Regions from separate parts of the Homo sapiens genome. Here all the other regions are linked to region 2. Evidence: read pairs that join two places in POLR2A ChIA-PET (ENCODE). Cell type or tissue: MCF 10A. All regions are shown on one strand.

Region 1 (5,000 bases), 85 kb after region 2:
TGAAGAATCAGGACACAAAAGGGTTAAGTGGCTTGCTCAAGATCACATGGATGATATCTCAGACCATAACTGGGTGGTCATAAGATCATTAAGTAGAAATCATCCTGTTACAGGTGAGGAAATGGAGTCCCAGTTCTGGATGACACAATGAGCCAGGGCCCGGGCTAGAGCTGTGAGTCCTGTGCCTCCTAGTGCAGTGCTCTTTCCACTTCCCCCACTGCCTCCCCTTGACGATGCATGTTGTCCTGGACAGAAGGAGAGCTGTTTGAGGACCAGGCCAACCAACACCCTGCTCTTGGCAGCCGGAGCCATGTGATTCCTAAATACCCTTCTAGGAAGAGCTGCAGCATCATCCCTGGTCAAGCCCTGACCAAAACTGCACACCACACACAAGGAGTACACCTGGTAGGTTTGGGGGCAGAAGACACGCAAGGGCTGGAGGTGCCTCTGGCTACAGAATTTGTCCTTTGATGCCACAAGGATGCCATGAGCAGCTCTAGACTGGATTGCAAAAGACACACAGTGTCCCATGACTTTGGCTGAGTATCCAAGCCTGAGATTGGCCATCTCTGCCTGCGATTGCCAGCTCAGTGTGATCAGTGAGAAGGGAGGGCCTGATCCAAGGAGCCTCGGGAAAGGCTGAACTGAGGACAAGGACCCTAGACCTCTCACAGGTTTCCCGCTTCGGCACACACGCGTTCTTCTGGCTGTTTCCACAGACTCAGAGCCTCTTCCCCTTGGCCCCAGCGGGTACCCATGATAATAGTTGACATCTATTGATCATCTCTTATGCCAGGTACCATGCCAAGCGCTTACCCAGACCATCTCATTCACTCCTCACAAGAACCCTTTAAGGTAGGCAGTTACTCCCGCCTTTTAGATGAAGAAACTAACGCTGCAGTCACTTGCCCTCATGATCAACGAGTAAGGAGTGTGGCCAGGCCTCGAGCCCAGTCCGCCTGGCTCCAGAGCCTGCCCCGCACAGGCTACCCTCACCTTCTACAGCCCACCGGCCTTAGGACCCTCAGTTATGGCACCCTGCTTTGTAGGTGAGGGAGCTGAAGCCCAGAAGAGATTTACCCTGGGCCCAAGGCCCACAAAAGTAGACCCCCTGACTCCTGATTCAGTTCCCTCCACCATGCCATGCCTGTGAGCTGAAGCCTGGGCCAGCCCTGCTTCTGCTCTGAATTCATGGGAAACCTACCCAGTCCTTACGTTTTCTTCTCCTAACTGAGACTCCTGGGTTGGACCGAGTTGTAATTTTATGAAACCCTGAGCAGAGAGACTGAGATCAGTGAAGAGGGACTGAACCTCATTTTGCCCTCAGGCATATTGAGCTCTAATGCCATCTAAAAATAGATTCCCTTACAGTGTGCATTCAGTGAGGAGCTTGACACTCAGGGCCCTCTCCTGTGGGCCCCACTTGGCCAGTTAATGGGGAGGTGAGAAGACTTCACTATCCCCTAGAACACGCTTACACTTTTAAAGCTTACTACATACTTTGTCTCTGGGTCAAAGGTTTTTTCAAAGATGACAGATACCTCTTGCCATTAGCAATCTGTACTCTGGGCAGCTCTCCATTTTCTCTGATAAAAAGTGAAATAAATGAAAACAGCGTTTTAAAAAATCTATAAATGGGTGGGAGCCAGTTGTCATTTTCCCTTTCCCCCTCCTCCCACTCCGTTAACTAACTTAATGAGGATCCAAGTTGAGAGGCACTCGCCGAAAACAGCTGGTAGCATCATGCCTTTAAATAGCCCTCGCCACGCTTCCCCTTGGCAGCACGCAGTTGGCCCTGGCAGGGAAAGCCCAGGACAGAACAGGAAACTTTAGAACTTTCTAAAAAGAAAAAAGCTTGCCTTTAAAACGTGCTCCCTTCTGTGTAAGGAGCTTGCAATGTTGTAGCCCCTTCCCCTAGAAGTTTACAAGGAAAGACTAAGCTGATGAGGCTTGCCTCGGGACCCAGTGTGACTCTGGGCCTGGGGAGGTAAGTGGAGGGCTCCCCGGACCCGACCCCTGCCCAGCTCAGGCCAGCGTCCAGGGCAGCAGTGGCTCCAGCACCATCTGCTCATCAGGCACCTGTGGGGGCTATAGTGCAGCTCAGCTGCAGCCTCTCCCCTTGATGTTCGTAGCTGTAAGGTCAGGGAAGGTGACGTCCTCACCTCTAACTTAGGGAACATTCAGCCCTCCCTGAAAGTGGTACTGGGATGGGCCAGACTCCACAGTGCACATCAGGCCAGAGTCCATGCAGCAGAGGTTGGTGGCAGCCTGTCGATCTCAGACCCTCTGGAGAAGCGGGGCCACAAGGCTCTCTCCGGCCGCACTTCCATGTTGCTGGGGAAATAGCAGCAGGTGAAACATATGGAAGGAATAAGTGGCCCTCACGTCTGGGTGGCAGCCAACAGTTGACTGTCTCCTCCCACACACTGTCCCATGCGAGTGTGGCATCAGGTGGCCTTATCACCCCTACTGTTCGTAAGGGAACAGAGCCCAGGGCTTCTCCTGCCCTGCCCGGCCTTGCCTAGGTCTGGAGCTCTGTCACACCACAGCACCCCTTTTGCATTAAGGGTGACTGTGGCGACTGTGGCATGGTGCCGTTAATGGATAAGGGCTTTGAGGTCCTGAGTGCCAGAGAAGGTGGCGGTTTGGCTGGCTCAGGGCTGTGCTGATCACAAGTGGATGGAAGAGGGTGCTTTTTCTTACTAACTGTTGGCAAAGTTTGAAATTTGAGAATGGACTAAAGTGTTCTTCCTTAGTACCTAAATATTGTACCTGTTCTCTTTCTGGAGCTGCTGTCTCTCCCACCTTCTTTTTTTTTTTTTTTTTTTTTTTTTTTGAGACAGAGTCTGGCTCTGCCGCCCAGGCTGGAGTGCCATGGTGCGGACGTGATCTTGGCTCACTGCAACCTCCGCCTCCCGGGTTCAAGCGATTCTCCTGCCTCAGCTTCCCAAGTAGCTGGGACTACAAGCGCCCACCACCACACCCGGCTAATTTTTATATTTTTAGTAGAGACGGGGTTTCGCCATGTTGGCCAGGCTGGTCTTGAACTCCTGACCTTGGGTGATACACCCGCCTCGGCCTCCAAAAGTGCTGGGATTACAGGCATGAGCCACTGCGCCCAGCCTCTCCCGCCTTCTTAAACAGCTTGTAATGGACATACTGTAACTGCTTCTTGCAAGCTCGTGGTCATCATTAGTTACATTAAAGCCACAGCCCATCACCAAGTGCTTTCTACACTGAGCCAGGCCTAGTGGTCACTGGGAGCAGGATGTGCTCCCGCTTTCCAGGGGCTGGCAGATAAGACCTGTGCACATGGGACAAGTGCCCCAGAAGAAGCACGGACAGTGTGCAGGGAGATGACCTCCTGGGGACCAGGGGAGACTTGATGGAAGCAGGAGTATTTGTCCTGAGCATGAATAAGCCCAGAGGTGGCAAATGGCATGTGTGAGGAAGAGCAAGTAGTCAAATGAGAAGAAGGGAGAGGCAGTAGATCCAGGGCTCGTATCCTGGACCGTGGCCAGCTCAGGGGGGTCTGTGACATCCCCGGGTTGCTGTGGGGCGTCTTACCTGCAGTTTCTCTGAGGAGAGGATCCTTCACTTTCTTAGCTTCTCAAAGGGTCGCATGATCTCAAAAAATGTGATAGAGGAACAGAATAGATTTTCTTCCTAATGACTTGGAGCCAGATAGAGTCATTGAATGCCAGGCTGAGAGTTTGGAGGACATTAAGGTCTTGGTCAGGAAAGGGACAGAGACTCACACTGTAAGAGAATCAGTGTAGCTGCAAACATAGGCAAAGGAGGCCTCATGTCCAGGGGAGAAGCAGCTTCTGCAGCAGTGCCATCGAAAGATAAGACAGGAGCTATGGGAGTCACTACGGATGGAGGGACTTAGCGGCAGGAACCTTGAGGATGAATTCACCGTAGGGGTTTAGGGAGAATGGAAACTGGTTCGGAAGGAAACTGAAGGTTCTGTTACAGAAAACCAAATTGGTCAGAGCATTTTCAGATACATAAAAGTGATGAAAACATCCATTTGGAACACTAGTTTGAGTTACAGAGTGACAGGTAGGGTGTCCCACAGGTGGTTGGAGACGTGGGACTGGAAGTTTGAGGGGAGGGAGGGCTGGGCTAGCGGTGCTGCAGGACCAGGAGTTCCCACCTTGCTCTGTGTGACCCCAAGGATGATGGCGCCTGGGAGTGCCGAAGGAGGGGCAGGGAGAGGTAGAGAGAGGCAGGACAGCTGTGGCACCACATGTCACAGAAGTCACAGGGAAAGAGAGCTTCCAGAGAGAGGAGCTGACGTTTCAGTGCTGCAGAGGCCATGGTGGAGGCCAGCACTGAGAAAGAGCTGGAGCATTCCAAGGCCAGATTGGAAAGAGGGCTGCAGTTGACTTGAAGGGGGCGGGCAGCCGGTGGCACCAGCCGCTGCATTTGCTCTGCTCCAGAGACAACTCCAGGGCCTGTCAGATTGCGTGGGGCTCTTTGCCCTATGGCACAGGATCCCCGGTGAGTGCTCGTGCTTCCTGAGCAGTTTTCTGTTCTCTTCTCACTGCTGCTGTGAATCTGCCTCCTACCCTTGGGTTAGCTCCTCCACTCCAGATTTGCTGCTTCTGATCTCCTGGGAGCTGGCAGCTGGTAGAGCCAGGCTCAGTAGGACCAGATCCTAAATGAAATGGACTGTGGGAGGTTCCCTGTGGGTGAGGCGATGAGACCTTTGCAGTGCTGAGGGTGACAGGTCTTGGTGGCCCTGCCTGGTTCTTGCCATTGCTCTGAGGTGAGATATCTGGACACGTAAGGTGTCACTGTGATTGTGTGGGTGTCGGTGGGGCAGGGCTAGAAGGCAAGCCTGGTGACCAGGAGCACGGGTGCCCACCTCCTTCCTCTGCAGCCCCTCCCTTCTCCTCCCCTCACTTTTCTCCCTCACCTCTCAGCTGACAGCAAGCTGCTGCTGGAAATGCCCCTCCACTGCCCCTTCCCTGCTGCATGGACTGTGGCCCGCG
Region 2 (5,000 bases):
TAAATTATTTTCACCCATTTCCTTTTTTCTTATCTAAAATATAGGACTTGCTACCTCGGAGTGAAGCTTGGTTAGATAATGTGTTTTACTTAGTCATGCAGTTAAGCATCTGACACTTACCTTCCTTTGGAAGCATCTGCTGGCTTGGTTACAATGCCCAAGGGACCACTTGTTCCTTTTTCTCCCTTCCATGAAGATGGGGAGGGGAATATGAGGTGGCAGAGACTTAACAAAGAACATTGCAGTGAATTATTCTGAGATCTCAAGAGGTGAAAAGGAGGAAGGAAGTGCCTGGAAATAGAGCCATTCCCCTGTGGCTGCCTCTACTACTTCATGGAGGTTGAAGACCTAGCAGGACATGAAATAGCATCTCTGTTCTCCCCTTCCTCCCTATTCTCCTCGGGCCCAGGATAATTGCTATTGATAGGATAGCTCCTGGCAATAATTATGTGCATTTTGGATGCTAGAGGAAAGAGGCACTCTTCTTGAGACAGACAGCTCTGACCTCAGACTTTGCCAGACTTTGAAAAAGCAGATTGCCTTAAGGAAAAGCATTGCACAGATTCTGGGATCTCTCAGGAGGTACTGCAACATCCTGGCATTCTGGCAGTTCCAGGAGTGGGGACTGTGGCCATGATTGTGGCCATGGAGCATTTCCATCCACTTATTCCTTCCTTACATCATTCATTTTCAGCATGTCTCAAATCTTGGAACTGTAGCAGGATCAGAAACTTGCTCCCATCCAGAAACTATTTTTAGGAAACTTTCCTGGCCATCATCTAAGAATTATTCATAGCAGTTGTATAGGCAATTCCATATTTGCCAAATTATGCTTACCTCTGGAGGTAGATGTTACCTTTAAGCTAGTAGCTTTTGTTTATTTTCTTTTTCTTTTTTTTTTTTTTTTTTTGAGACGGAGTTTTGCTCTTGTTGCCCAGGTTGGAGTGGAATGACGGGATCTCGGCTCACTGCAACCTCTGCCTCCCAGGTTCAAGCAATTCTCCTGCCTCAGCCTCTCGAGTAGCTGGGATTACAGGCATGCGCCACCATGCCTGGCTAATTTTGTAATTTTAGTAGAAACGGAGTTTCTCCGTGTTGGTCAGGCTGGTCTCAAACTCCCGACCTCAGGTGATCCACCTGCCTCAGCTTCCCAAAGTGCTGGGATTACAGGCGTGAGCCACCGCGCCTGGTCCACTAGTAGCTTTTCAGAATGCAGCGTGGCAAGAGAACCAGATAGCAAGGCGAAGTAACAGAACAAAAAAAATCCTCTGGGGAAAAGCTACATGCTTTTTTTGTGGGTCCCAGTCAACTGCACTGTAAGTAGACACACAAGGAGGCAGCTGTCTACAGGAGCAGAGTTGCTGCTTAGAAGGGGAGACAATTGAGTATTGAGATTTGTGACTGTATGACAAGCTGTCTTTTTCCATTACCTATAAATCTTTGGTAAATGACCCTTTGAGTCATTCAGCCTGGACTGTAGGCCTTTTCTCCCTGGTAAAATTCCTGTTAGACCAAATCTGACCACTTTTTTCTCTTGTTTTCCTCTACCTCCAACTTAACTGAGTTCTGAGTTTACTAAGAACCTACTGCATGCTCAGTACTATGCGAGGTATTAGGGGATATAAGTATATAACTCAGAGTTGACCTTAAGATACTTACAGTAACATAGCACAGAAATTAGAAAACTACAGCCTGTGGGCCAAATCCCGTGTCAGCCTGTTTTTATAGGGCCCTTGAGCTAAGTATAGCTTTTTGTTTGTTTGTTTGCTTGTTTTTTTTTTTTTTTTTGGAAACAGCGTCTCACTCTGTTGCCCAGGCTGGAATGCGGTAGTGTGATCTTGGCTCACTGCAGCCTCCGCCACCTTGAGTTCAAGCGTTTCTTCTGCCTCAGCCTCCCGAGTAGCTGGGACTACAGGCATGTGCCACCATGCCCGGCTAATTTTTGTATTTTTAGTAGAGACCGGGTTTCACCACGTTACCCAGGCTGATCTTGAACTCCTGGCCTCAAGCAATCTACCCGCCTAGGCCTCCCAAAGTGCTGGGATTATAGGTGTGAGCCACTGCACCCTGCCCTAAGGGTAGCTTTTATATTTTAAAAGGATTCTTAGAAAACAGAAAGAAGCAGAAGAATATGCAGCAGAGACAGTATATGGTTTGCAAGACCTAAAATATTTGACCCTTCACAGAAGTTTGCCAACTTCTTGTCTAGTTGATGAGAAAAAAGATTAGGTCAAGGTGAAGTACAATGGTATGCATTTTTAAAACAAATATTTTATGACTTGTCTACTTTATGCAAGACACAGTTATATGAGAGAGGCTCATATGTTATATGTCTTGGTCTGGGGGAGGTCTTCTTTCTCTCTCTCCAGACTGGAGTGCAGTGGTGCAATCATGGCTCACTGTAGCCTCAACTTCCTGGGCTCAGGTGATCCTCCCACCTTAGCCTCCCAAGTAGCTGGAACTATACATAAGCGCCATGACGCCCAGCTAATTTTATGTAGGGACGAGGTTTTGCTGTTTCCCAGGCTGGTCTCAAAACACCTCGGGCTCAAGGGATCCACCTGCCTCAGCCTCCCAAAGTGTTGGGATTACAGGCATGAGCCACCACACCCAGCTTCTTGTCTTTCTTAATGAAGTCTAATGAGAAAAACAGACAATAAAGACATAAACTTAACAAATATATACATTCAAAAGGTGACAAATAGCGTGATGGAACAAAGTAAAAGGCTATGAATAGAGAATAAGAAGGAGATGCTGTGAGGAAGATGAGGAAGATGCTGTGAGGAGATGCTGTGAGGTCTTCCCTATGCTTCTATAGGGAAGACCTCCTATAGAGGGTGACATTTCCGCTGAGACCTTAGCAGTGATTCAGACAGCCAAGGAAGGCAATTCCAGGGAAGGCAGTCCCTGTGCAAAAGCCCTGAGCCCTGAGGCAGCAAAGAGCTCTGCTGAAGCAGGCGTGGCTGGAGCACAGTGAGTAAGGGGAAGGGCATTTGTTGAACTTTTTTTTTTTTTTTTTTTTTAGCTATCTAATATTGAATTACTTTCTTAGCGGTTTATTCTAGAGATTACAATATGCATCTTTAACATAATTGCCTTAAGATTAATAATACCTTCATTCTGGTAAAATATAGCAACATTGCTCCTTGTCCTCCCGCTTATTTGTTCTATTAATTGTCATATATATTACATGTATATATGTTATAATATAAACACAACAATATAGCTTTTTCTGTCATTACTATAAACAATCATATATATTTTTTTCTTTTTTTTTTGTTTGTTTGTTTGTTTTGTTTTTGAGACGGGGTCTCGCTCTGTCGCCCAGGCTGGAGTGCAGTGGCACGATCTCAGCTCACAGCAACCTCCGCCTCCCAGGTTCAAGCAATTCTCCTGCCTCAGCCTCCTGAGTAGCTAGGATTACAGGCATGTGCCACCACTCCCGGCTAATTTTTTGTGTTTTTAGTAGAGACAGGGTTTTGCCGTGTTAGCCAGGATGGTCTTGATCTCCTGACCTCGTGATCTACCCGCCATGGCTTCCCAAAGTGCTAGGATTACAGGCGTGAGCCACCACGCCCAGCCACAGTCTTATGTTTTTAAAAGAGAAAAAAAGTTATCTTTGGATTTTGCCCTGCACATTATTTCCAGTGTATCTTTGCAAGACTTTGATTGCTGTGTTCCTCCATTTCAGAGCTGTAGGATTGGGGCTGGGGTGGCAGTGTTTATTCAGTCTAATGAATGATAAGGTTCTTACTCTGATGTTTTTCTTTATTTTAAATGACTAATGTTCACACAGATGTCTTAGTATTATTCTTTCTGTATTTGTCTTTAACTATCTGTTTGTTCATTTGTTCATTCATTGGTTTTCAGTTGACATTAAGTAAAAGGAAAGCAATTATTTTGTTTTTCAGAGAACACAGTTTCTGGTAAGACTTTTTTTTTTTAAGCCAGAGGAAATCAACAACTTCAGACTAATTCTGGTAGTCATTTAAATAATTCTTTCCTTATAGGCCTGTAATCAAGGCCAATAAATTAGAAATCAGGACAGCTTTTGAAATTTTAAGTAAAAATCAGAAGCTTCTGTTTATTGCTACAAATGCTTCTGCCGAGCTCTGATTTTGTCAGGCTCTCCAATTCCTGGTATAACCAAGGAAATTATTTGCATTGATGTCGCACTGTCACCTCACCACTAAAACACAAAGCTGTCGTAGTAGCAGCCACTCAGTTCCTGAGCTAAGCGAGGTAGACTTTCATCTGCCCGCTATAGAAACAGTGTTTCGTCGTAGAATATTTAGCACTCAACAAACAAGATGGCTACTACATAAATCGGTAAAACCAAAACTGTGATGTTGCTCAAAACCTGCTTACTTTTTTGGATACAGTTCACATCTTTATATAAAGGAATATACTTGAAAAGCAAATCGGAATCAGTAAAATAATTAAAATTAAGAACCACAATGCTATGTGTTAGAATTTGTTTCAAGCCAAATCTATAGAAAGTGTAATATTATTTTAGAATTACCATGTTTACCTCATATCAGACATAAAGATTCTTAGTTTAATTTTATCATTTCTAGTATTAATAACTATCAGGCTAGGTGCAGTGGCTCATGCCCGTAATCCCAGCACTTGGGGAGGCCAAGGTGGGTAGATCACCTGAGGTCAGGAGTTCGAGATCAGCCGAAACATGGTGAAACCCTGTCTCTACTAAAAATACAAAAATTAGCCAAGTGTGGTGGCACCTGTAATCTCAGCTTCTTGGGAGAGGCTGAGATAGGAGAATCGCTTGAACCTGGGAGGTGGAGGTTGCAGTGAGCCGAGAACGTGCCGTTGCACTCCACCCTGGGCAAGAGGAGTGAAACTCCATCTCAAAAAAAAAAAAAGCAAAAAAACTATCAAAGCAACAGGAATGAAAATTAATTATCAACAAAATATCAAACCAGTCAGTTCTCTAATATTGTTCCGAATGATAAAAGAATATGGAAAAAGATAAAAGAAAA
Region 3 (5,000 bases), 210 kb before region 2:
GGAGTGTTTACCTTAATGTCGGGATTAACGTTAATGGGAAAATGTCTAGAACTATGCTGTCCAATACAGGAGCTTCTAGTCAAACATGTGACTATCGAGCATTTGAAATGTGGCTAGTCTGAACTGAGATGTGTGCACGTGGGAAATACACACCAGAGTTTGAAGAATTAGTACAAAAAAACTCATTAATGATTTTTATGTTGATTGCATGTGGAAATGCTAATATTTTAGATATATTGGGATGTATTATTAGCTTTTCACCTGTCTTTTTTTGCCTTTTAAATTGTGACTATTAGAAAATGTTAAATAATCTTAAATTATATATATGGCTCACATTTGTACTTTGCATTATTTTTCTTTCAGACAGCACTGGTCTAGCGTGATAGGAGAGGAGGGCAAGAGTTGCTAAGAGAAAGATAAAAATATCTGGGGAGCCTGGAAGTGGATGGCCTTTCCCCTACTGGCATGAGGATGTAGTAGGTGCTCTGGTCATGCCAGTCAGCCATATATAGCAGGGCATGCAGGGACCTTCACCTATAATCTCCCTTTAATTTTTGCTGCTTGGGAGTTATGTCCTGATGGCATTTGACATGGGGATTAACATGTGGTGGCTCCTTTGAAAAGGGTGTAGTGTGGCGGTCAGATATGCTACAGTATACTCCAAGGAATTGACCATATTTGTTTAGTTTTGTTTTTAACCACACGGAACTGTTAGGAGTTGGACATTATGTAAAATAAATGAACCATGACAGTGTCTCCCTTTTTAATTGTCTTTGTAATGGAATTTGTTGTACTGAATTTTGACTTGCATGTCAATGGAAATACTTAAGATCTTGCTTACAATAGCTTATATTTCTGGTTTTTAACCTTATTAATAAAAAGTAGTGTGTGGATACCTAAATTACTTTATACCTCAAAATATTAAAGGTGTAGATTATAACTTTTAAAATCATACTGATATTCCAAAGGAACTCTGTTACTGTTTTTTAAATAGTAGAGGTATCAGTAGGAAATTCAAGTTACTTTCAGCAGCAGGATGCATCAAGTGGAAAAGATCTTATTTTCAGGAAGCATACGAAACACAAAGGAAATCCTTTCCATTTCCTTTGCCTATACTTTTCAGAACAGCATGTGAGGAAGGACTCTAATTGCGCCCCCTTACTTATCTTTGTGAGGCCACTCATTTGTTCTGAACTGATGGGTGCATTGCCCCATCTCTTTGGTGGCCATTTAGATGTAGGGTGCACTCCTTGCACAGTGTTATCGCCATGAAGGAAATGGACAAGTGTTGTCCAAGGACCAGCTGAGGCGGGTTTTAATGCCTTTTTTTCATGTACTAAAAGGCAAAAGACAAAAAGAATCCTACATTTCAAGTATTCTGTACGAAAACTCTTAAGGTGTTTAAAAAATTGTTTTCGGAAATGTACAAATGATGCAAGCTGTTTCCTTCCTCAGAAAAGAGTTTCCTAGTTTTTCAATTATTTTCAAGAATTCATGGTACCATTAACTTATTTACTTCAAAGAACTGTGGAAATGTGTTGATTAGATCAGGGAGGCTTAACCTAAGCCAAACAGAATTCTTCCCTGGGAATTTGGAGTTAGTACTGAGGGAGTGAGATTGGTCTCTGTATGAGTAATTGGTCTGTAACATGTAAATCTGGGAACTTTTTTCTAATAACATCTGGTCAAAAGAATCAGAAGCTGGCAAATAGAAAGGAAAATGAAGTACAGAGACAGCAGAGACAAGAGACTAAGAGAAAATTCTGTGGGTATTAGAATCCTTGGAACTGAGGCCATGCTATGTTTTTATCCTTAGGTTTCATGAGATCCCTCATATCCTTTCAATAAATTCTCTTTTGTTTGTTCAAATTAGTTTGAATTGGAGTTCTGTCACTGGAAACTGAGTGTCCCGATTAAATTACTTCCAAAGCGTCCTGTGAATATCTCTGTCAAAACACTTACCATGTCGTACTATTTTGTTTAATTGCCAGTCTAGTCAAAATAGACTTTAAGTTCCTTGAGGACACATAGACTGTTTTGTCTTAAGTTCTCCATTATCTAGCCTAGTACTTGGCACAGTATGTGCTCAGTAAATATTTGTTCAATGAATGAATGAATGAATAATGCATGAATTGTGGACATTTTATTATATACGCTTTTAGTTTTTTTTAAATTCCTTAAAATTTTTTCGAATGGATAAGGTATTCATATTATTCAAAAATCAAAGTCTATGTAAAGTAATATAGTGAAAAGTCTCCCTCCCATCTTTGTCCTTTGTCCACCCAAATCATACCACTTTCCTCCTGTCCAGGTAAGCACTAATATAAATTTTTTCTAGTATAGATTTTCAGAGTTAGTTTGTACATATATAAGCAAATACTAATATATATTCCCCCTTTTTATGCAAATGGTAACGTATATTATGCACTGTTTTGGATCTTCCTTTTAACTCAATATAGCTCAGAGATTTTTTCTGTATAAACATATATAGAACTCCCTCATTCTTTTTTTACAATTGTATATTATTACATTGTATAATTGAATTATTATTACATCTGAACTCTATTATTGGATATTGTTTGCTTCTAATCTTTTGCTATTACAAACAATACTGTAATAAATAATCTTGTATATATGTCACTTTGCATGTGTTCAGGTATGTCTGTAAGATAAATAATTAGAAGTGGAATTACTGGATCAAAGATTATGTGTTCATAATTTTATTGTCAAAGTAACTTCCATAAAGTTTATACAGGTTTATTAAACCAGCAGCAATATATGAAAGTGGTTGTTTCTCCACAGTATTGTCAACAGTATATTAAAATATTTGTAGATTTCTGTCAAGTTGCACTTTTTGTCACGGCCAAGTAGCTCCTGTTGACCTAACTCTTCACAACAGCTCAGAGCTCCGAGCAAAATATAGAGCCATTTGCCTGAAAACACTAGAGAGTGATCAAAGCAGGCAGATACTGGATGGACATTGATACTTGGAAGAAGGGAAAGCAGAGCCTTGATATTATGGGATAGTATCAAAATGTTTAATATATAAGAAACGGGAGTCCTAGAAGGGGAAGAGAAAGGGAGAAGGCAGGAAAGTATTTGACAAAATAACACATTTCCAAATATGGTGAAAGACAGAAATTTACAGATTCAAGAAGCTCAACAAACCCCATCTGGGATAAATGCAAGGAAAAACTAAAACAAAACATTATAGTAAAAATACTGATAACCAGACATAAAGAGAAAATCTTAAGTAACCAGAGAAAAATTATGCTTTATGTACAGTTCCCTCTCACTGCTTTTCTTCTTTAGACTTTTCCTGCCTGGTGTTATTTATTTTTCCATGTGGTCTTTTGACTTAGCTTTAAAAAAAATTCCCTCCAAGTAATGAGCCCCCAACCCTAGATGGTTCATTTCCTCCTGGAATTTGCTCTCAGAGCACTGTGCCCTTTGATAGCATTTATCACAGGTTATAATTTATTTTATTTATTTTGTATTTTACATTCAGGGGGTACACGTACAGGGTTATTACAGGGTTATGTTGTGTGATGTTAAGGTTTTGGTTTCTATTGATCTTGCCACCCAAATAGTGAACATAGTACTCAATAGGAAGTTTTTCAGCTCTTGTCCCCTTTCTTTCCTCCCTCCTTCTGGAGTCCCCAGTGTCTGTTGTTCCCATCGTTATGTGTGTGTGTGCTCAGTGTTTAGCTCCCACTTATAAGTGAGAACATGTGGTATATGGTTTTCTGTTTCTGCATTAATTTCCTTAGGATAATGACCTCCAGCTATATCCATGTTGCTGCAGAGGACATGATTTTGTTCTTTTTTAATTTCTGTGTTGTATTCTATGGTGTATATGTACCACATTTTAAAAATCCAGTTCACCACTGATGGGCACCTAGGTAGTTTCCATGTCTTTGTTATTGTGAACAGTGCTATAATAAACATATAAGTGGAGGTGTCCTTTTGGTAGAGCGATTTATTTTCCTTTGGGTATGTACCCAGTAGTAGAATTGCTGGATCAAATGGTAGTTCTATTTTTAGTTCTATGAGAAATCTTCAAACTGCTTTCCACCTGCCTGAACTAACTTACATTCCCACTAACAGTGTTTAAGTATTCCCATTTCTCCACACAGGTTATAATTGATAGGAGTGATTATTTTGATTGATATCTGACTCACCTACTAGACTATAAGCTCCAAAAGGGCAGTGGTCCTGTCTCTTTTACTCACTAGATGCCTAGCGGAGTGCCTGACACATTTTAGGCCCTTAATACATACTCGTGAATGGATGAATACACCTTGAGTCTTGAGGTTGAGCTCTGTGACTCTTTGTTACTCTCTCAATAACTGTAGGCAAGTTTCTTGACTGTTCTAGGCCTCAGTTTTTTCATTTCTAAGTATAAATGAATTGTATCTACCAAGCAGGGTTTTGGGATAATTAAATGACATATCTTAGAAAACATTTTGTAAATTATAAAATTCTAGTTAGACTAACTTTGACTTTCCTTTTCACATTTAGTGTATATGTATGCATGTGCTAAGGAACAATCTCCAGATTTAGGCTCACTGGTTTTCAGAGTCCATTTGAAGAATCAGCCTTACCAGTTTGTCACCCAGCTAAAGTTATAATCACTTGAGTGTTTCTTAGCTTTTAGCTGTCTAAGTGGTAAGAGCAGTCAATTTCAGATAAAAGCTTGTTTGTTGACAAGGGAAGTGCCTCTAAGAAAGGAAGTAAAATTTTCCCTTACAGAACAACCTGAACTTGGACTCCATTCTGCACAAAATGTCTACCTGTCACTTCTAAAAGGAGAAGAAAACTGTCACAGCTGTGATTACCAAAAGCAAAGCTTAGACTTAATAAATTGCCAAAACTCAGAGTCTTGTTAGTTTAAGTTGCTTGCCAACGTACTATAACTTGAAAAAAGGAAAGATGCACATATTTATTGCTAATGCTGGGGAAATTGCCATTAAGACAGTTGGCAGAAAGGCTGACATTTT

Evidence for each region. ChIA-PET counts read pairs that join two places held together with the same protein. Peaks named below come from ENCODE experiments on the same cell type or tissue, not always from the same donor. Only the 100,000 strongest peaks of a DNase experiment are listed, where the experiment ranks them.
Region 1: POLR2A ChIA-PET joins it to region 2 with 5 read pairs; 2 of 35 experiments call an interaction of 5 or more read pairs at or near these places.
Region 3: POLR2A ChIA-PET joins it to region 2 with 5 read pairs; 2 of 35 experiments call an interaction of 5 or more read pairs at or near these places.

Annotation. Positions count from the first base shown.
Region 1 is chr2:28,332,346-28,337,345 of GRCh38, forward strand. All of the region lies in intron 11 of BABAM2 (BRISC and BRCA1 A complex member 2), which reads left to right. Among named protein-coding and RNA genes, the nearest start is that of BABAM2-AS2, 24 kb to the left of the region's middle. RefSeq lists a silencer at 3,723-3,923. In MCF 10A, no CTCF peak of the experiment used is centred here; no DNase peak of the experiment used is centred here.
Region 2 is chr2:28,247,317-28,252,316 of GRCh38, forward strand. The region is part of intron 10 of BABAM2 (BRISC and BRCA1 A complex member 2); the gene reads left to right. Among named protein-coding and RNA genes, the nearest start is that of BABAM2-AS2, 61 kb to the right of the region's middle. RefSeq lists an enhancer at 2,484-2,984. In MCF 10A, no CTCF peak of the experiment used is centred here; a DNase peak (open chromatin) is centred at 2,925.
Region 3 is chr2:28,034,897-28,039,896 of GRCh38, forward strand. The region is part of intron 5 of BABAM2 (BRISC and BRCA1 A complex member 2); the gene reads left to right. Among named protein-coding and RNA genes, the nearest start is that of MIR4263, 41 kb to the left of the region's middle. In MCF 10A, no CTCF peak of the experiment used is centred here; no DNase peak of the experiment used is centred here.